Regions from separate parts of the Mus musculus genome. Here region 2 is linked to region 1. The links are chromatin loops, found by intact Hi-C in ENCODE. Cell type or tissue: left cerebral cortex. All regions are shown on one strand. Links, peaks and the distances in the headings refer to the core of each region. The heading gives the core; the rest is flanking DNA.

Region 1 (11,209 bases), core at 2,875-6,874:
TAGATTGTTCTCCTTAAAATCATTTCCTTACCTCAAGTATAAGCAGAATGTGCTTGCCCCCAGAATTCATATTTGGGGATGAATGTATTATTGGCATGCCCACTTTCATCAAACTTTCATCAAATGCACAAGAATGGTAGTTATGAAGCTTCAGTTTTATCCTACACCCCATTATATATTGTTCAGAAAGCCTTATACTATTATTAAGATCTAAACTGAATCGACGGTTACTCAGATCATCTACTAGGCACCATATCTTCTTTGAATTCAAATACATCAGAAAAGATAATATTATAAATTTAGTAGAAAAAAATCACTGTTTACAAGAATCCTCTTTAGTGATGAAACCTACAACATATGTGTTTAGGTCATTGACGTTTATGGAAATAACAGGAGAAAACACATTTTGATTTAAAAATACCTGAAAGCAGGTAAAATGGATGGACTAAGACATGGATTCTGGACCCAGGAGTTAGAATTTAAATGCTGGACTTTCTCCAGGTAATCAGCTTAAGAAAAAAATGACCCTTGTGGTATCCTGTAAAACAACCTTCTCCCTTCCCCTTAACTGGTCAGTTCATGAGAATCAATAAACATCACTACCACCTGAAGAGAGGTTCCATTCTTTCCACTTCTGCCATGGGTACCAACTCACACTGGCACCTCAAGTCATTGCAAGACTAGTCACATCCTGTCCCACTGAGGCAAGATAAGGCAATCCAGTTGGTGGAACAGAGTTCAAAGGGAGGTAACAGACACACAAAACTTTTGATCCCAAACTTGCCATGTGTAAAAGGCATTCTAACTAGCGTGTTTTTCAGTGCCTTTAACAATGACCACTAACACCTCAGAGCCCAGAGCAAATAGAAAGTGATGACACCTTCCAAGATTTGGACAGCAGGTTTTGCTGTCTTCAGACTCTCATCATTGGCCTAATGAGATATTACAGTTAAGGGATACCAAATTAATCAGCCCTTTACACTCAAAAGCATGCAAATAAATGGATTAATATTTTTATTATTCTTATCAACAACTATTACGATTTATTAGAGTAGCATGTGCTACTTTAGGTATAGATAGTTGTTTATAAAGCCCAAAGAATGCTAACTCTCCTTGGATAGAATACTGGGTATATCTGGGTAGCAGATACATTTAGTAGCAACAAAGCAGACACTGAAGTTATTCAATGGAGTTAGAATACACGAACCATGATTTTTTACATTGTTGTGGTCTTAGTGAAATGTTTAATTTCTCTTGGTCCAAAACAGAAATAATATTAAAGTCAGTTTCATAAGATTATTAAGAACCACTACTGGCCATCAACCAGAGCTTACTGGCTAAAGAGCATCCATCCTACCTGCTAATACCACGGGTCTAAAAGCTGAGCTGTTACAATGCTAGTTACTATTGTTAGTTTCTAATTTATCATTTTATGATTTTTTCCTATATGGGCTCTATGAAGATTTTAATAATCAAGAAATATAACCCTTAGAGTTTAACCTTAATTTAGTTCAGCTATTCAGAAGATTTGGTCATGGAGATCAATTACCAAAAACTAAAATTTAAAAAGTTAGAAAAGAGAAAGTTGAACCTGCTATCATATTGAGCCATCAACTAGACTTCTTTCCACTGTCACATGAGCTCTGGTTGCTCTGTCCTTAATTTAAAGCAAATTCCATTTGAAATAATAATACAAATTCTATAAACAACTAATATTAATACACCACTTAAAACCTTATCCAAAGTGGGCTCTATGCCACCTCTTCCACAGAAGTCACAATAAAACGAACCAGGCCACCTAGCTCTAATCTCAGCTCTGACACTAGCTGTTGTGACCTTGAACCTGGGACCTCGCGCCATTATTTACAGAATGGAAGCCCGAGTTCTGCTCAGCAGCCAGCTCATCATCCGTAGCTCAAACAGGAAACAGTCCTTTGGAAAGCTCTGTGCAGTACGAAGCCAGGCTGTGTGATTTTAATGACAGTCTTGGGGTGAGCCCCAGCAAACACATGGGTGCCAAAGCTACCAGCTATTGAGTTTCAATTTAGAAACTGGCCAGACTCCCTACTGTCACGGGGAGGCTGGAGTAGCGAAGAGCTGCTTAGCTTAGCTGTGTTAGAGAAATCTCCCCCTAACCTACAAACATGGACATGGCCTCGAAACTCTGGAAACCCAAATCTTAATCCGGCTGAGGGCAGGAAGGTGCCCTGGAAAGAGAAGAAACTAGAGACTGGCTTTCTATCCAGGCAAAACTGTAATCGGATTTTTTCTCAATCTCGCTTTTACCTTAACCTTTTGCCACTATCTCTATACTTCCCTGTTTTCCCCAGGCAGTGGGATCAGAGTGCCTCCTTGAAGTGTGTCCCGATGGCTGACAGAGCCACTACTAAGCCACAGCACGAGGCTGACCCTCCACACAAAATGGACCAAGATGAGAAGTCCCCTCTCCCCCTACACCTGAGAGTAATAAGCCTTCGTGTCCCATCTATGTTCTACATAGTTACTGCAGAAAAGAGAAACAAGAAACTGCCAAAAATCCCCAGCCAGAGAATTAAAAGAATTGCCTGCTCTTCCAGAAGTACGAGGTTTGATTCTCAGCACCCACGTGGAAGCTTACAATCATTCAAAACTAGTTCCAGAGGATTTGGTGCCCTATTCTGATGTCTTCCTGCACCGTGCATGCATATGATACACAGACATATTTATAGGCAAAACATCCATAGGCATATAGAAAATAAAATATAAAAAATTGTGTAGGTGATTATATCTTAATCTGGCATTCACCAAAGTATTTTCTCTTTTTTGTAAAAGATTCTATCTATCTATCTATCTGTCTGTCTGTCTGTCTGTCTGTCTGTCTGTCTATCTATCTATCTATCTATCTAGTATGCTTATAGTGTTCTGCCTGCTATCTGTCTGTCTGTCTGTCTATTTATTTATTTATTTATTTATTTAGTATGCTTATAGTGTTCTGCCTGCTATCTATCTGTCTGTCTATTCATTCATTCATTCATTCATTCATTCATTCATTCATTCATGTTTATAGTGTTCTGCCTGCATGCCAGAAGAGGGCACCAGATGTCATTGGAGATGGTTATGAGCCATCATGTGGTTGCTGGGAATTGAATTCAGAATCTCTGGAAAAGCAGCCAGAATTCTTAACCCCCAAGCCATCTCTCCAGCCCCATTTTAAAAGTATTAAATAGAAAATGAACAATCATTTTCTTAGTTCCAACACCAGCCACAGTACTTAGCTGTTTATAGCTGTGTGACAACTGGCAAACAATCTAATGTTTTATATTCTTTTCATTTTATACATGAAGGTAATAGTGATCCTTAATATGAAGATGAGTGAGTTTATATATGACATTTAGATCAATGCATATCATACCACTCAGATTTACTGTTTAGTAGCTGTGAATTCATTTTCCAATTACAATATTCTTTATCTAACCCCATCCATCCTTCCAAAATTAACAGTGGCTTTCCTTTTTAATTCTCTCTCCCTCTCTCTCTGTGTCTCTCTCTCTCTGTGTGTGTCTCTCTGTCTCTGTCTCTGTCTCTTTCTCTCTATCTCTCATCTTCAAATATTACCACTTCATTAAGTCATAGGGTCGTAGTAAACACTTTCAAGTATTTCCTACGAAAACCAAACCCTTCATTTCATCTTGTTTCAAGTCCAGGCACAGTCTCCTGTCTTCTTTGTCTATGTGTGTGATCCCTGTGACGTTGATCTTGTTCACTATAACTAATCCCTCTTTCTACATGCATACAATCTTCTTCCCATTGCCATCCAAATGCACTAAGAAGAGTTCTCCTTGCATGAGACTATTCCCCAGTCAGCCAAGTGCTGGCCATGCAAACATAAGGCCCTTGATTTGATCCCTCGAATACATTAATTTAAGAAAAACAGCCGGGCATCGTGGTAAGCGGTGTGGCTGGACACCCTGGAGAGGCAGAGTCAGCGTAACCCCCGAGGGTTTGCTGCCTAGTCCGTCTAGCTTAATGGGCAAGCTCTAGGCCAATTAGAGAACTCATCTCAAAATACAAGGTAGATGACTCCTGAATAAGATTTAAAGTTTGTCTTTGCACATACATGAACACATATGGGAACAGACATCTGCACTGAATAGAGTAGTTTCTTCCTTTGATGCCTATCAATATTCTGAACTATCATGATGCAGACTTGCTTCTCTATTTGATTTCAAATCTTTTTTGTGCATTGGCAAAGCCAGTGAGTGGGCAGGCCCTATAACACACTTACTGGTTGACTCTATACATCATGAGTGATTGACATTGGACATGGTAGAGGACTCCCATGGCTACTTCTTCTTGCCTCTTGAAAATTCTCCTTGACCCTCTGAAATGCTGCAGTCACATGGTTCTCACACCAGCATCTACTGCTTTGGCCCACATACTGCCTTAAATGTGTACCGAGAAAAATGTGAAAAAGGCAATGTGTGAACATATGGGTAAAAGCATTTGACAGGGAAGAGATATGAGCAGACAGAAGAAACTTAAGATCTGTTGTGATCCTAGGAAGAGGAATACATTTCTTAGCAGTAGGATGTAGTCCTGGAAAGAAGACACAGCCATTTTAGAGGGCCCTGAAGTCGAAGAACTTGGACTCCATTGTGTTGTCAGTGGAGAGCCCCTGACCAGTTAGGATTAATTATATATCTGCTCTTCCTTACAATTAAATAATCCCAAATCCAGGATCTTTTACCCCCTAGAAAACATTTCTAACACCTGTCCTTCCTGTCCTTTCCCCCACCCCATGACTATTATCTTATTATTACCTTATGTATTATTCTGTAGCTCTGATAAAATACCAAGACCAAGTCAATTTATTGAAAAAGACAGTTAGTTATTTGGGCTTACAGTTCTAGAGGAATAAGGGTCCATCAAAGTGGGGAAGTGGAAGACATAGCAGCCATAACAGGAAACTGAGAGCTCTCACCCTTTACCATAAGCATGAAGCAGGGGGAGCCAACTGGAAGTGGTGTGTTTATTTAACCTCAAAACAAGTTCATCATTCTAAATGCCAGTGCAAGCCAAGGTCTCCTGATATGATCAGTGAGAGACGAATCGTAAGCAGACATGGGCTGGAGGGGGTCTCAGCAAGACTGAGGTGGAGACAAATTTATGCCAAGCAATCAGACTTTTTATACACTTATCAGAAACAGGGTATAATGATAGCTTCCAGGATAAAATGACGTTTGCAAGCTATACAAGGTACACAAGATCAATGCCTAAGACTAACTGCCCTGTCAAATTTCTATATGATTCATTGACCTCAAAGGGACACAGAGGAAAGAAGGGGGACCTGAACACTTCACTGCCTGAGGGAGTACTGTGGTTTCCCAGAAACTGAAAGGCTCACATTGACCTGGGAGCCACAGACTCTAACTTGAAAAAAATCTATGATTCATGCCTCTCAAGGAAGCTATTGCAGACCAACTTCATGATTTTCCAAACCCAATGACATACTTCCTCCAGCAAGACTGCAACCCCTAAACCTCTCCAAAGAGCAACACCAACTGGAGACCAAATGTTCCAATGCTGAGACTATGAGGGGTGTTTCTCGTTTAAACCACCACATCTTCTATGTTTTCATTTTTGACTTTTGCCTGTCTACATTAGGACTAACCTTTCAATTGTAGTTACATAACAAAACATACAGTGACCTTTAGTCACTTGCTCTGATACAAAGAAAGTGTGCAGTTTGCTCTCACGGCCTCCTTTTTATATTTAAAACATGAATCTTGTTGTTTGTTTGTTTGTTTGTTTGAGACAAGGTCCCACTATGTAGTTCTGGTTGTCCTGGAATTCACTATGTAAACCAGCTGGCCTCAAATTCACAGAGATCCACATGCCTCTGTCTCCCAAGTTCTGGGATTAAAGGCATGGACCACTACACATGGCTAGAGCATGAATCCTTGATTGAACTGATTAATAACCAGGAGGGAAAGTCTCAATGACCCTAGAACTGTCTATACCACTGGGTGCCATTAATGAGGTACAACATATAGAAGGCACGTAAGTATCCATTATCAAAGAAAAATACCAATTATCAGTAATTACAGGCTGGATGAATTTGGATACCAGGATGGGCAAACCATGGCAATAAAAGCCAAGACGCAGTGTTCTATATGAACAGATACAAATGCATAGTGATCGATCTAGGCTCACAAAAATTAGAGACTTACTCCAACAACTTAGAAGAAATGTCTGTAAGAAAGAGCACAATTAATATCTTATTTTTATACTGTCCATCATAAATCACTAAGGTTTCTAAAAGACAACTAGTAAACAAAATTCAAATTACCAAATTGGAACATGCCAAAATAAAAACAACACAATGTTAGGAAAATGCAATGACCTTTAAATCTGGCAAATATTCCCACAAAGCCCACACTGGCTGAGAAGTTGTGTAGATTTATAAAAGTGTTTTATTATGAATCCAATTTCCCTCAGTGCTCAGATGGGGTGTGTATGGGGATCACATATAAGCGTCCAGGAAAGACTATTTGTGAAAGTGCAGCCCAGTTGCAGCAAGAGAACCAAGCAGTTTGGAGTCATCAATACCATGAGATGACCACGAAGAATAGCCGCAGTGGTGAAAGAGAGCCAGCAGGAGCCTGGAAGTTAGGCAGTGTGTGCTGCAGAGGGTGGAGCCAGGCAAGTGACCCAAGCCCTTGGGAAGAGCTCAGAAGATCTCGAATGTATCACAGACATTGGATATTGCGTTGTTTACACGGTTGGTGAAACTTTTAAAGTTGTATGTTTTATATTGTGAAGTTAGTATTAACATGCTGTCTTGGGGATAAATGAGGAAGGAAAGGTTCTGAGTGAAAAGCAATGTGTTTACATGTCAAGTTGACAAAGGTTCAGTTGTGATGGCTACTCATTCAACTTGACACAAGGTAGAATCATCAAAGAGGAAAGAACCTCACTAGAGAAAACGGCTCCATAAGACCAGGCTATAGGCAAGCCTGTAGGGCATTGTATGAATTAATGACTGATGGGGATAGGGTCAATCTTGAGATGGTAGCCTTGGTGCTAAGAGAAAGCAATGGGGATAAAGCCAGTAAGCAGCACTCTCCATGGCCTCTGCTTCAGCCCCTGACTCCATGTTCTTGTTCTGCTTAAGTTCCTGCCCTCAGTGCCTTTGGTGATAAACTGGAATGTGGAAATTTGAGTGAAATAAACCCTTTCTTCCCCAAATTGCCTTTTCACTAAGGTGTTTTATCACAATAGTAACCCTAACTAAAAAAAAAAAAAAAAAAGTGCAATGGCCCATGGCTGTGGCTAAATTCAGATGCAAATCTACTGCCAGACCCACTTCCTAGCTGAGAATACCGTGATTTTGCAGGCAAACCAAATACTGCTCTTACTGCATAAATGAACAGTTGATAAGAGACTCAATTCTCCTTGCAAAATACAAGCTTCTTCCTCAACATTTATCCACTGTAAAAAGAGCAAACCTTCCCTTAGGCCACAAGGTTAATGTCAACTATCCCACAGGCAGAACTAACTCATCTTAGCAGGAAAGACCAATCCTTTCAGAAACAGTGAGCTGTTTTCTTCCTTTTCTAACTAACCTTGATTTTTGCAAAATGTTGATATTTTACTTTATTGTTTACTAACTCTGTGTGTGTGTGTGTGTGTGTGTGTGTGTGTGTGTGCGCGCGCGCAGGTGTATAGGGTTTTATTCATGTGATAGCAATGTCTAAGGCTCGAAGAGAGCATCAGGTCCCATAAAGCTGGACTTACAGATAGCTGTTGGCTGTTCATTGTGGGTGCTGGGAACCAAACCCCAGTTATCCCCAAGAGCAGCAGGTGTTCTTAACCACTTTGTCTCTCCAATCCCTGCACTCAGATCTTAAAGCTTGTCAAATCATGTCTTTCTTGTCCACATACTTGCCAAAATTTCCCCCAAATCCAGCTCACCTTGGCATGTCCTCTTCTGACTGCTCTCCCAAACACAACGGTGGCAAAACTAGTGTCCAGATGTCCATGACTTCTCACAGAACCTACTCAAAAAACATTGAGCCTTTCTCCTTGAAATGCTAATGTTGGAGACATTTTTTAGGCAATATCCACACTGAAGTGTGGGGTGTGTACTTGTCATAGCCACACAGCTGTCCTCCAATCCTACCCAACCAGCAGAGCCATGATATCCTGAATCTCTTCTTTGTGTGAGGCCTCCTGAAGATGATTGGGACACAGAACGCAAATCCCTGTGAAAGAGCACTGTGTGAAGCAAAGCTTCCTCAGAGAACAGGTTGGCAGTTCTGTACAAGGCTAAACATTTTTTTAATGTGCTGGGGAGAGGAATGCTTGTATGTGTTCGTGTACCCGTGTGCCTATTTTGTGACCATGCTCATCTGATGTGTGTGCATGTGGAGGACTGAAGTTGACGTCAGGGGTTGGTCTTTTGTTGTCCTCCTTCCTTTTGTTCCAAACATGGTCTTTCACTGAACCTAGAGCTTGTCATTTCAGCTAGACTGGTTGGCCAGTGAACTCCAGACTTCCTGCTGTCTCAGCCCTCTTCACTGGTGAGCTTTCAGATACAGGCCACCACACATGGGTTTTGCATGAGTGGTAGAGATCTGAACTCATGTACGAACACTTCTGCAGGAAGCACATTTCCACCTGAGCCATCTTCCCAGCTCCTACAACACTTGCTACAAGAACACAGTTTATTTGACTTAAAACTCCTACTCTGGTTCACACAAGAGAAATGAGTAAGTCACACAAACTGGAAGCAGTTGTTTTCAGTGGTTCACTAATAACAATCACTGACTAGAAACACTCCACGTGTTCTGAATAAGTGTCAGTATTTCCACAGCACAGAATATTGCTCAGGTACTACTCTTCAATAGCAACAAGATGTATGTGGCATTATGTGACATTCTAGAAGAGGAAAATCACAGAGACGGAATCCAGATCAGTATTGTCAGGGACTATAGGAGTATAAGGCATGCATGAACTTTGCAAGGTGTTAGAATTGTTCTAGCTCTTCATTGCAATGTTGGTTACAGGAATATGTGTTTTCCAAAAGTGTGAGAACTATAAAATTTTACCATAGATGATTCACACCCAAATAATCCAAGTTTTAAAAACCTTTAAAATATTAATATGAAACCATAAAGTACAGAACAAGAAATGAGTAAGAAATATGCATCTATATCTATATTGAGAATGGAGTCTATAAATACATTTCGAATGGAGGCCAAGTTATTGAAAATAACACCGACACAATTGGAATGATACTTTATCTGGACAGAGAAGGTAAGAAGCTTATTTTATGTCCGCTTAAAACACACTTTTGCTATAATTATGAATATGATGTGAATTCATAGGACAAAAAGAACCTACTTTTATTTCTTATATAATTTCTCCATCAAGATTTATGCCAGCAGGACAATATCTTTCATTTCACACTTGACTCTTCACAGCCTAGTTGGAAAAGCTATCATTTTTCCTCCAGAATATTTTAAGATATTCTATATCACCAAGGGTGTTGCTTGAGGCTTAGAAAATTTTCATATTTCTCTTGGGCACATATGCCAACATTGTTGCTGATGTTCTTCTGCAAGGAGACCTAACTCTGCCTAATTTTAATTGGGACATTGGCCCCATTCCTCCAGTTGACCAATGTCATTTCCATAGAGTCCATTCACATCTCTTCTGTCTTGAAAAGGCTGAAATTACTCTTATTTTGCCTCTATGTCGTATATCTGAGTGTTGGAAGGGAGGCAAGAGGGAGATGGACAGACAGGAAGGTTTATGAAATTGATATTTCTAAAGTAACTTTGGGAGAGCAATATTCAGGTGAGAGATGACTCTCTACTGAATATGTTCCTGGAACAATAGCTTCTTGTGCGATGCTCTCCTTTAGCCAGGTACGCCTGCTCCCATATTGAGTTCAGAGCAGCTTCAGATTACCAGCATGGCTGTCATAAGATTAGGCCCACTAGCATTCCTTTGTTCAAGAAAGGAAAGGCTAACAGGGCTCAGGAGGGATTCAGAAGCCGCTCATTAGGCCCAACCCCTCTGACGTTTCTTCTGTGGTATGGCTGCCCTTAAGTTGTTCCTGCTCCTTTAGATAAATCCTTACCTAAGCTCCTGTAAGTAACCCCAAGTAAACTTGAGATTCACCAAATGCATTTAAGGTAGAATCATTTCTTTGGTGCCCTTCCTGGGGTGAATAAATATCTTTTCATATCTCCTTAGGAAAAGTTAAGCCAATACATGTATATCTTTTGTTGTCCTGTAAATACATATCATCTGATTATGAATATGTTAGGATATGTTTTCAACTGAAGATGTTTTATACTCAATGTATCAATTACAGTTTGTTGATACCATTCCACTTGGATACCTATCAGATACTATGTCACATGGTTTAGCTACATTCCTAAGTAGGTTGAGAGCATGATCTAAGCATAGAGCTTAACATTCAATGAACAGTCACTGAGCAACCACCAGCCTGTGTCTTAAACTTGCCCTTGATAGTATGGCAGCACTTGTAGTATGTCTATGAAGGCATGCCTCTTGGTATCCCCATCAGATTAATGGACAAAAGAACCTCAGATAATGTTCCATGCATTGCCCAGAAACACAATGAAACACACTCTGCACCTCTGGATAGCTGTTCAGTTTGTCTAGCTATACAACCTGCATATTTAAAGCCACCGTTACTACTCTATACCCCACAGTGAAGAAACCACAAGACATGAAGGTTGTGAAGGATCTAAGAGAGGGCCTGAGCACCCACGGTGTCCTAGGACAGTTGAAGACCACCTCCATCAAACAGTCCACAGAGATCTGACACATCACTTGAGACCTTGGTTGTGCTTAACAAAATGCCACAAATACCTTCCCCAGCAGTGAGGCAACCCAGAAGCAGCAGGGAGTAAAGAAATCCAACGTGCCAACCTACTCCTCCAGGCCTCAGAGATCTGGGAAGTTGGCTGTGGGAGGCAGTGAGGCGGGCCACCCCTGTCACTGGCAGCTGTGCCATCCTTCTCTGCATGCAGGGAGGGAACGGTACAAGCAGCTCTTGCACCCACACTTTAGCAAAACCGGACTAAATATAGCCACCTTTTTTTCTCTTATGAGCCAGTTCAGGGAGGGTGGTACTGTTCCATTCCACTTCAGAACCAGGCAGGAACCAGCATGATATACAGGAGCAGAACTT
Region 2 (11,209 bases), core at 2,407-6,406, 510 kb after region 1:
TTTCTTTAAGGGTATAAACACTAGTAATTTGACCATGCTCCAGCAGAAGACCGCACATACCAGAATATATGAGAAGCACACATTGTACTTTTATTTAAAGCCACAACAAAAGAAAAGAGGGCACAAAGTTGAGTGGATATAGAAATGGGGGTGCATTTATGAACTAACCAGTACCCCGGAGCTCTTGACTCTAGCTGCATATGTATCAAAAGATGGCCTAGTCGGCCATCACTGGAAAGAGAGGCCCATTGGATACGCAAACTGTATATGCCCCAGTACAGGGGGACGCCAGGGCCAAAAAAATGGAAATGGGTGGGTAGGGAAGTGGGGGGGAGGGTATGGGGGACTTTTGGGATAGCATTGGAAATGTAATTGAGGAAAATATGTAATAAAAAATATTTAAAAAATAAAATAAAATAAAAATTTTTAAAAAGGAGCTGTTGTTGGATGTATTTTCAAAATACATTATACTAAATTCTCAAAGAACTAAAACAAACAAAAAACAAAACAAACAAACAAACAAACAAAACTAAAGGTCAACCATATCAATAAAGAAGCAAATAAAACACCTCTAACTCCATGAGTCTACCTAGCTGTTCTTTCTGAGTTTCTTTTCTGTTTTTCTTTGTGGTGCTAGAGACCTAATTTAAAGCTTCAGATATATGCAACCATTATTCTACACCAAGATACAACTCCAAACCTGCTTCTGGTTTCTAGTTCAAAACCTCGGTAAAGTTTTGCTTCTGATGCATCTTTCGCCATCTTTGTTTCACTTCTAATACTGAAATCTCTCTCTCTTTTTAAATTTTTCATTGGTTCTCATTTCTCTGAAGATACATTCTAACTCCTTAACAACATGCACTGCACCCTACAGCATCTGCTCCTACCTAAACCTTGGACCCCATTGACCCTACCAAGTTCCCAGCTCTACTTTTAATGGACTACCTCCAGTTCCTCCATTCACCTTGTCCTTCAACTGAGACACATATGCTTTTTTTCTATGTGGGATAGCTTCCCTTTATTTTCCCCATTGTACCAGCAAACTCCAACAGGCTTTCCATAATCCAATAGAAAATGTGCTTTGAGCTGCCAAACCTAGGTATGGTGCCTCACCTCCAAGTCTTCATAACAACTACAAGGTCAGTATTTTATACACACACACACACACACACACACACACACACACACACACACATATATATATGTATATATATATTCATACCATATTGATATAAAGTAAGCCTCATACTGATGGCAATTGCTTTTATCTTTCTGGAACCTCAGTAAGATGAAGATAAATCTCTTAGGGAAAAGACACTTTTATTCATTGTTATAAATAAAATCCACATAACTTATAATGGTATCTAATAAGTAATATTATGTGGATGGATGAAGGCATTATCATTATACATAACTATCATTCAAAATCAAACTTTCATTATGTGTCCATATAATTATCTATGCTAATTTAACCAATATAAGTCAAAATACTGCTATGTAATTAATCACTGCAGAACAATAATGAAAATCAATGCCTTACTTCCAAGTACATTAGCATCAGAAGAAGATATTGATCCCTTTGTAAATAAAGCTGGTTGGGATTCCTATGATCTCTAATATAATTAATTTGTAATTAATGTTATAATTAGATATAAATCATAAATTTTGAGTTGTGTGTCTGTTAATGTTTGTCTTTTATCTATTTCAGATCAATTATTTTGACTGAAAAATTCTTTATTGAAAAGTTTTAGGTGTACTGAATCAGATTATAGAGAACTGAAAACAAATGTAAGGTTTCTAACTTTACATGGACATTTCACAAAAAGCAGGAATTCATCTATTGACTGACCCTGGGCTAATAAACACTACTCGAAGCTCATAATCATTCCAAGAGCATTAAATGCAATTTTCATGACAGTTATTTTACAGTTTTATGGTGGTATGAATTATATATTTTACAATTAACTGATTTTCAATGAAGAATTTGATTTTAGTACATTTATACAGTTATGTATAAATGTACTAAAAATTATAAAAAAAATTATAAAAATATAAAATTAGGCTCTAACCTAATTTTATAATAGAGCCCTTATCTCTAAAAGATGTTTCATTTGCAATCAACTCCTGCTTCCTCTTTAGGAAACCATATAACCTTACTTTCAACCTTACTTTTAAAAATAAATTTCATTTTAAAAGAACTCTATATTGTATACTTGTATCATTTTTTATTTAGCATAGTTTGGAGAGATATTACCTATTTTTCTATTAATTACTAACAGTTTCCATAACCATTAATTCACAATCTACTGGGAAGAAGTGATACAATTTTTTTTTAATCTATTCACTGTTTGATGAATCCTTTCCATTTTGCCCGCTTTTTCTTTAACAATGTTATTGTGAACTTTCATTTACAAGAATTCAAGTGATCATTTATGTTTCTTTTTTCTTAAGTAGATATGTAGGAGTTAAACTGCTTGGCTCTCTGGCTGAGGTTTCTATTTCACTTTCCTAAGATGCTAAAAACTTCCTTCCAAAGGGACTCTGTTACTATACATCAGAACAATCAATCAGTTATTACTACAGGTTGCCTCACCCTGGAAACATTAAGCAATATCAGATTAATTTTGATGATGTAAAATTTTATCTATATGTAATAATCTCTCTTTGGAATTTAATGAATGGATATGTTGTATACTTTCATATATATTAGCTATGTTGCTATGCCATATAAATATTGTGCTGATTTTTAGTTGGTAATATGTATGGCTGTTTAGTCAAGCACAAGTCCTTCATTGAATATATAATTTCTGAATATTTTCTTTATGTAGTTGAATACAAGTTCCCTAATAGGTATGTTATTGAAAATATGTTTTTCAATCTGTGTCTTGCCTGTTCAAGTTTCTTTTAAGTGGTAGTTTTTTTTTATAATAATGTTTCTAATTTTTAAAAAATATTTATTTATTTTACATGTATGTGTGTGTACTTACTGTATATATGTGCACCACATGCATGCAGGCACATACGGTGGCCAGAGAGTACATGGGATCTCCTGAAACTGGAATTATATAGCCTGCTGTGAAATACCCAGTATAGGTATTGAGAAACAAACCTATGTCCTCTGCTAGAACAGCAAGTGCCTTAGCCACTGAAACATTTCTCTAGCCCTAATGTTTCTAGCTTTCATGTAGTATAATTTATAGCTTTTCATGAATTTGGTTTTTGTGTAGTAAGGATCTTCTATAAGTAAGGATCATGAAGATCTGGTATTTTATTCTATAATTTGGAGTGTATTTTCTGCATGTGTGTGATATAGTTCTAAGTTCACTTAATTGTATGTGAATGACTTCTGGTATCAATTGCTAATAAGACTATTGTTCATTCCATTGACTTTTTATTGTGTTTTGTAAGTTACTTTTAAGTTACTACAACCAATATCTTACACAACTACCTTTGGGGAGGAGTGTTTTCTTAGGCATACAGATTCATGGATTCATATCATTCTGGCAGACAGTGTCATGGGTGGAACAGCTCGACCAGTGGTGATGAGAACCTTCAAACCATCTTACCACAGCGGCAGGCAGGTAACAACATCCTTGGCCCAAAATGAGCCCAGTCTATTACCTTTTTAGTCCTATCCTCAATGTTATGCCCCCTTCAACAATGCCTCCTACCCCAATAATCATATAATCTCCCCAAAACAATGTCATCAACTGAGGACTAGATACTCAAACAAAGGAGGCTGGGGGACATTTTCCATCCAAACCACAGCAGATATTTCATTAGCAGCAAATTAATCCTTATCATGAGTGTTTATTTTTTTTGTTCTTCCAGGTTGCTTATAATAACCATTGGCTTGTTTTCAAACCATACTTTATATTGAGTCTGTTCTGCAGCAACAAAATTGCAGTATATTCCGGCCATCTCTGCTCATCAGATAGCTATTCTCACCAGCTGAGATGTTCACAGTGGTAGACTTGCTTTCAACAAAAAAGACTTTAAACTGCACTGTTCTTACACAAATCAGTAGCAGCTTTGCAAGAATAAATACATAAAAACTTGCCTACTCTGGCCAATGTGTACAGGCCCTGGAATGATTCTTTTTCATAAGGTCATGTGGTGTTATAGATGTTTGTGGGAAGAATGTCCCGAGCACTTTGCATAGCCACTGTTCGAATGTTCTCCCCTGTTCAGATTTTTATGGGGAAAAATATGTTGTTTAACATCATTTCAGCACATTTTCCCACAGGAGTTCCATCAAATTATATCATAAAGTAATTTTGGAACATCTGTGTCCATATGGCAGATTGAATCTACGTGTTTATTTCGTGTTCCCTACAGAATGTCCCCCAAATAGCACTCATAAAATAAAGCATTCCTCAATGACAGAGAGAAAAATGAAAAGAAGAATCAGGGACAGTGACACTGTTATTGTGAAAATACAATCTTAACTGACCAGTGAGATATGAAAATTATCTGTCACTCTGAGTGACAGAAAGATCTAAGTTAGCAATGCACCAGAAACCCAGAAGGCTCAGGTACTTAAGCTACAAGATGCCATTTAGCTTGCTGACAAAATGGGGCTAAATTAGAAGATAAGGGAAGTCTTTACAGGGTGATTTCTGCTTTGAGCTTCCCAGATCATTCTGGAAGTCTGGAAAGATGTTCTTCATTTGGTGGAGCTTAAATAAGACGAAATTTTGTCACACAGAGAGACTGAACTAAAAATAGAGTCTATGTTAGGGGACTTTATGGATAACTGGAGTCTTGCTGAGCATCAGAAGACAAAGAGAAAGGTAAAAATGAGCCTAGAGATACTTAAATCCTACCCATAACCAAAATTAGGCAGATGTGTATGTCATACTGGGCAAAAAATAGAGTACCCTAAGTGAATTGTCTAGATCAGGAAATAGCTCTAAAAATGATGAGAACAGGCCTTTAAGTAACAATGTATGTCTTCCACAGCAACTGTCTTCATAAACTAGGCATCACCACCATTTGACCCTACCTTACTATAGTTGTAATATGCTAATTACCTAGTTTCTGCTTTATTGGCATGATAAAATACCTTCCTACAAAGTAACATAAGGTTGAAAGAATTCACTTAGGCTCACATTTCCAAGTTTCGTGACATCGAAGTTAAAACAGCAAAAAATTTAAAACAGTCACATTATATCCATAGGCAAAGGCAAAATGAATAACTGCATGCATGTATGCTATTCAAATCATTTTCCACTCTTTTTTTTTATTTTTTTTATTATTAGGTATTTTCCTCGTTTACAATTTCAATGCTATCCCAAAGGTCCCCCATACCTACCCCCCCAATCCCCTACCCACCCACTCCCCGTTTTTGGCCCTGGCGTTCCCCTGTACTGGGGCATATAAAGTTTGCAAGTCCAATGGGCCTCTCTTTGCAGTGATGGCCGACTACGCCATCTTTTGATACATATGCAGCTAGAGTTAAGAGCTCCGGGGTACTGGTTAGTTTATAATGTTGTTCCACCTATAGGGTTGCAGATCCCTTTAGCTCCTTGAGTACTTTCTCTAGCTCCTCCATTGGGAGCCCTGTGATCCATCCAATAGCTGACTGTGAGCATCCACTTCTGTGTTTGCTTGGCCCCGGCACAGTCTCACAAGAGAGAGCTATATCTGGGTCCTTTCAGCAAACTCTTGTTAGTGTATGCAATGGTGTCAGCATTTGGAAGCTGATTATGGGATGGATCCCTGCATATGGCAATCACTAGATGGTTCACCCTTTCGTCACAGCTCCAAATTTTGTCTCTGTAACTCCTTCCATGGGTGTTTTGTTCCCATTTCTAAGAAAGGGTAAAGTGTCCACACTTTGGTCTTCGTTCTTCTTGAATTTCATGCGTTTGGCAAGTTGTATCTTATATTTTGGGTATCCTAAGTTTCTGGGCTAATATCCACTTATCAGTGAGTACATATTGTGCGAGTTCTTTTGTGATTGGGTTACTTCACTCAGGATGATACCTTCCAGGTCCATCCATTTGCCTAGGAATTTCATAAATTCATTTTTTTAATAGCTGAGTAGTATTCCATTGTGTAAATGTACCACATTTTCTGTATCCATTCCTCTGTTGAGGGGCATCTGGGTTCTTTCCAGCTTCTGGCTATTATAAACAAGGCTGCTATGAACATAGTGGAGCATGTGTTCTTCTTACCGGTTGGGACATCTTCTGGATATATGCCCAGGAGAGGTATTGCGGGATCCTCCAGTAGTACTATGTCCAATTTTCTGAGGAACCGCCAGACTGATTTCCAGAGTGGTTGTACAAGCTTGCAATCCCACCAACAATGGAGGAGTGTTCCCCTTTCTCCACATCCTTGCCAGCATCTGCTGTCACCTGAGTTTTTGATCTTAGCCATTCTGACTGGAGTGAAGTGGAATCTCAGTGTTGTTTTGATTTGCATTTCCCTGATGATTAAGGATGTTGAACATTTTTTCAGGTGCTTCTCTGCCATTCGGTATTCCTCAGGTGAGAATTCTTTGTTCAGCTCTGAGCCTCACTCTTATACAGTCTAGGAGACAAGCCTAGGGAGTATTTCCACCCACAGTGGGATAGGTCTTCCTACATCAATAATTACAATAAAGTCATATTCCCATGAACAAGCCCACAAGCAAATCTACTCAAGATAATCCCTTACTAAGACTCTGTTCTCAGATGATTCTAATTGCAGTGACAGTTAAAACTAATCACCAGCGTCTAGCCAACTAAATCCATTTAGAGATGCAGAGTTTTCTTATAACATTTCATAGCTCTTAACTACAAATGGAGTAGGGTGGAGTGACTAGATATTTTAACAAAAATAGGGATAAATAAACATAAATTAAAACATTCAGAAGTTAGAAAATCATACTAAATAGGGACACTATATGAAACAGAGAATGTTTCTCTGAAGACTCTAACTGATAAGCTAGAATGATAAATTGAAACAAAGACACAGTGCTACAGCCAAGACTAATGGCACAAGCCTGTAATCCTAGTCATTTAGGAGACTGAGACAGGAGGATCACAAATTCAAGGTCTGTTTAAGCTACAGAGTAACCTCAAGTATCCCTAAGAAAATGGGCAACACTATTTCTCAAAATAGAATGTAGCAGAAGCCTGAGGATATAGCTCAAGGGTGTAGTGCTGGCCTAGTAGTGATAAGACTCCGTGTTTAATCACTTTTACTGGAAAAAGGAAAGAAAAATGTAGCATGTCAGACATACACTAAGTACTCAATAGATATTTATTGAATGAATTAAGTCCTTTATATGTCATAGAGTTTGGATATACAAGTAATTTATAATGTTTTACTATAAAGCATAATAGATATCTTCAACATAAGAATTAAAAAGCAAATGTTAAGAAGTATTAGACTATCAGTTTTATATACATATAAATATGCACATGCACATGCACATATATATTGTTTTTTTTTTTTTTTTTTTTTTTTTTTTTTTTTTTTTTTTTTTTGAGGCAGGGTTTCTCTGTGTAGCCCTGGCTGTCCTGGAACGGCTAGCCTCAAACTCAGAAATCTGCCTGCCTCTGCCTCCCAAGTGCTGGGATTAAAGGTGTGTGCCACCACTACCAGGCAAGTTAATATATGTATGAAAGTATTTGAGAATGAAAAAGAGAAAAATAAATATGGAGGTGAAGGTGATTGGTGGTAAGGGCAAGGAAATTATTAAAAACTAGCACAAGAAAACTTGTAACACTGATGAACAGAGCTCTCAAAATCTTTAAAAAAGGGGGGAGGCACCAAAAATCTCTACAAATTGTAGTGAACATGAATGACATTAAATGTCTCAACTGCAAAACTAAAGCAATGTCTTTACACATGGGGGTGAAAATTATTTACATCCTGGGATTCTATATCCAGCAAAACTGTTAGATGATACAAAGAGAAAATTACTAGATTTTCAGAAATATAATTTCTCTAAATTTAATCTACAGTATACTTTGGCCCAGTAAACTACTATAGAGCATACTGCACAAAAATGAGATATGAAGTCTAGATCCCTAGACAATATCAAAGAGATATTGCAGCATAACAGGTCTGTAACAAGCAATCAGCCTAAATAATACACTAAACCAGAGGATTCAAGAAGAGAGAGCTATCTAAGGAAAAATACAGTAGAAACTAACAGAATATTTTACATTTCCATAGAAGTGATAAATCTCAAAGAATTTGTGTGTACACAGAAATCCATGCAAAGGAAAATAATATAATCAATAAACTCAGGAAGCATTAATACAAGAAACAAAATGTAATTATAATGCACTTTGTGACTTGACTGTGAGTAATTTTTGTGCAGCTATCATAATATAAACATTGAATATTGTTCTAAATGTATACTATTATTAAGTTACAAAGATAAAATCAGGGAAAATATGTATGGGGTATGTGGAGGGTAAAAGAGGAAAAGAATTTTCTAACTTTCATATTCAGAAGCCAGTAAAATCTACATTTTAAGATATTATAATCATCTATTTGTTATTTATAATGCAGAGGAGATAAGTGAATAGATACTAAAAGTATTCAAATAGTTTCCTCGAGGGCAAAATAACCAGAAATGAGAAGGGTGGAGCTGCAAGCTTCTGTCTTTATTTTACGGCTCTGCTAACACCATTTGAGTTTTTAAATTATGCTTCCATCCATATTTAACTTGAAATGTAGAAAAATGTAAACGAGTGAGTGATGGGCATATTTGCATGCTCTCCTCTAAATATGCATTGTAAAAGCCGTTCTACTAATTTCTGATGCTTCCAAAAGGCATCAAATTAAATCAATCCACCAAGAGGAATTTGAACCCAGTAAGGCACTTACGAGAATGGACAAACCACCCAAGGAGTTGAAGGGGTCTGCAGCCTTATAGGAGAAACAACAATATGAACTAACCAGTACCCTCAGAGCTTATGGCTCTAGCTGCATATGTAGCAGAGGATGGCCTAGTCGGGAGTTGGGAGGAGAGGCTCTTGGTCTTGTGAAGATTCTAGGCCCCAGCATAGGGGAATGCCAGGGCCAGGAAGTGGGAGTGGGTGGGTTGGGGAGTACTGGGAGGGGGGAGGGTATAGAGGATTTTCAGAGAGGAAACTAGGAAAGGGGATAGCATTTAAAATGTAAATGAAGAAAACATCCAAGAAAAAAATAAATCTAAAAAAATGTATACTATATATGTATCATTACATTAAACCATTATAAAACCATTAAACCGTCACTGTTCTAACAAAGACAAAAGAAAAAAAAAAAAAGAATGGACAAACCAGAGCAAACTGCAAAGTCAAGTGCTATCAACTTGTCAGGAAACCCCTTGTGGAGACGAGGTGATGGCCCCACTTGTTTTTGCTGGTAAAACACAACTAACTGCCTTAGGATATGCTCATTTTATACCCTGGATTTGGTTTCCCCTCCAGATACCATCTGAGCTGGATGCATGATAATTAAAATGCGCACAGGAACAGATGTTCCTAGGTCTCTGTCAGGCACTGAGCAAATGTTTTCATGTGTCACTTCTTCCAGTAACTGTGCAGGAAAATCACAAGAATGGCATTTCAGACTCCTACGACTGCTGCAACAAATTAGCACAAACTTGGTGGATTAAAACAACAGGAACTTATTACCTCAGATTTCTAAAGGCCAAGGATTCAAGCTCAACCTTCCAAGCAGGGCTGAGCTCATGCTGAAGGCTCCTTGGAAGACTCATCCCCAGCCTTTCATATATTCTGGCAGAGGCAAGGTTGTTTCTTAGCTTACGGTTGCCTAAGTCCATGCTTCTGTCTTTACATGTGTTTCTACTCTTGACCTTGTCTTTCTGTTTGGGTGTCTCCTATAGGGACGCCTGCCATTGGACTTAGAGCCAACAGAGATAATCCATGATCTCATTTTAAAACATCTTGCTCAGTGACATCTATAAAACACTTCTGCCAAACACATTCCTATTCACAGACTGGGCGATTCAGGATATGGATACATCTACAGAAAGCTGCCACTCAAACCACTAAATCTGTACAGGAGAATAAGGAATTCATATATTATTCCCTTTAGTAGAAGGTCATATTTGGGCAACACTAAGCCTGAAATGTATTGTCCTGGAGAATGGAAGAAGAATGAGCCAAGAAAATATGGAATTCTGCAGACAGTTCTGAAAACCAGCCGTAGAGCCCTTTTCTTTTGGAATCTTGCTTTAACTTCCTTCCAATTTTATTGCAGCTATAAACTTGTTGGGTTTGTTGTCTATTTCAAAACAATGTTATTAAGTAAAACCAGTGTTGACTTGAATTTCTCAATTGCTTCAGTTCAAGGATAAATGAAAATGCAGTCTTAGGGATGCCAGTTTTAAGTCTTCCTCAACAATGTGAGGTATTTGTAGCCAGTAAAGAAAACATATTTAACACAATTTGACAATTTAAAAATTCTTCTTTTTTACAATCCCTGTCATCCCATATTTATTGGGACATCAATGAGCTTGGATCAGCCTTTTGCAGAATGTTAGTACCATGCAAATAATTTTCATGTGCATACCTGTTGACTTTAATGAGTTCACACATAGACTCCTATCAACACCTTGTTCTGTCTCTTTTTGGTATACGTCAACAAATGTGTTGAGAAATCAGAGCTGATTCCATTGACTCCCTGTTTGTGCTACTCAGGTTTAACTGCATTCTGAATTAAGCACTGCTTAGAGCCCTTGAGAAGAAACAACCCTTGGTTTCCAGGCACTGAGAGTAAATAATTGAGATAATGAGACTTGGGAACCATTCAAAGACAATTTCTTTGCTCATTTGTGGTCTCAACCATGTCCTTTTGTCTTTGTGAAATGGATACTCGCATTTCTTTAAAAAGTAGTGTTAAATATTAAAATATTTGTTCATTAAGTTACTCTCCCAGGCTCATGACATTCAGTAATGATAAGTGTTTCTATTACTTGTTTTGTTACCATCATCACTGTTGAACATCCAGGGGTAGGATGCTACCCTGCCACTCCCTTCATTCTGTTTAAATCACTCCATTGAGTGAGTGGTCTATTTCATTCATACATTACTGTTGTTCATTATTGACTCCTGTGTCCCACAGTTTGTGCTCAGCCTTCATCTCATGCTTCCAGAATCTGGCTGACAAGCGTGATATGTCTAACTGTTCTTGTCTTTTGCTTTCCATTATAGGTTGTTAGTTATCTGTGTATAGACTGCTAAATGACTGGTGA

Evidence for each region. Peaks named below come from ENCODE experiments on the same cell type or tissue, not always from the same donor. Only the 100,000 strongest peaks of a DNase experiment are listed, where the experiment ranks them.
Region 2: a loop joins it to region 1, with 3 times the contacts of the local background. A loop is called at or near these places in 2 of 42 quality-filtered maps.

What each region holds. Positions count from the first base shown.
Region 1 is chr15:53,886,033-53,897,241 of GRCm38, forward strand. All of the region lies in intron 1 of Samd12 (sterile alpha motif domain containing 12), which reads right to left. Among named protein-coding and RNA genes, the nearest start is that of Samd12, 11 kb to the right of the region's middle. In left cerebral cortex, for the core only: no CTCF peak of the experiment used is centred there; a DNase peak (open chromatin) is centred at 4,384; H3K27ac peaks cover 861 bases.
Region 2 is chr15:54,395,418-54,406,626 of GRCm38, forward strand. No RefSeq gene overlaps it. Among named protein-coding and RNA genes, the nearest start is that of Colec10, 9.8 kb to the right of the region's middle. In left cerebral cortex, for the core only: no CTCF peak of the experiment used is centred there; DNase peaks (open chromatin) are centred at 4,139 and 4,670; H3K27ac peaks cover 461 bases.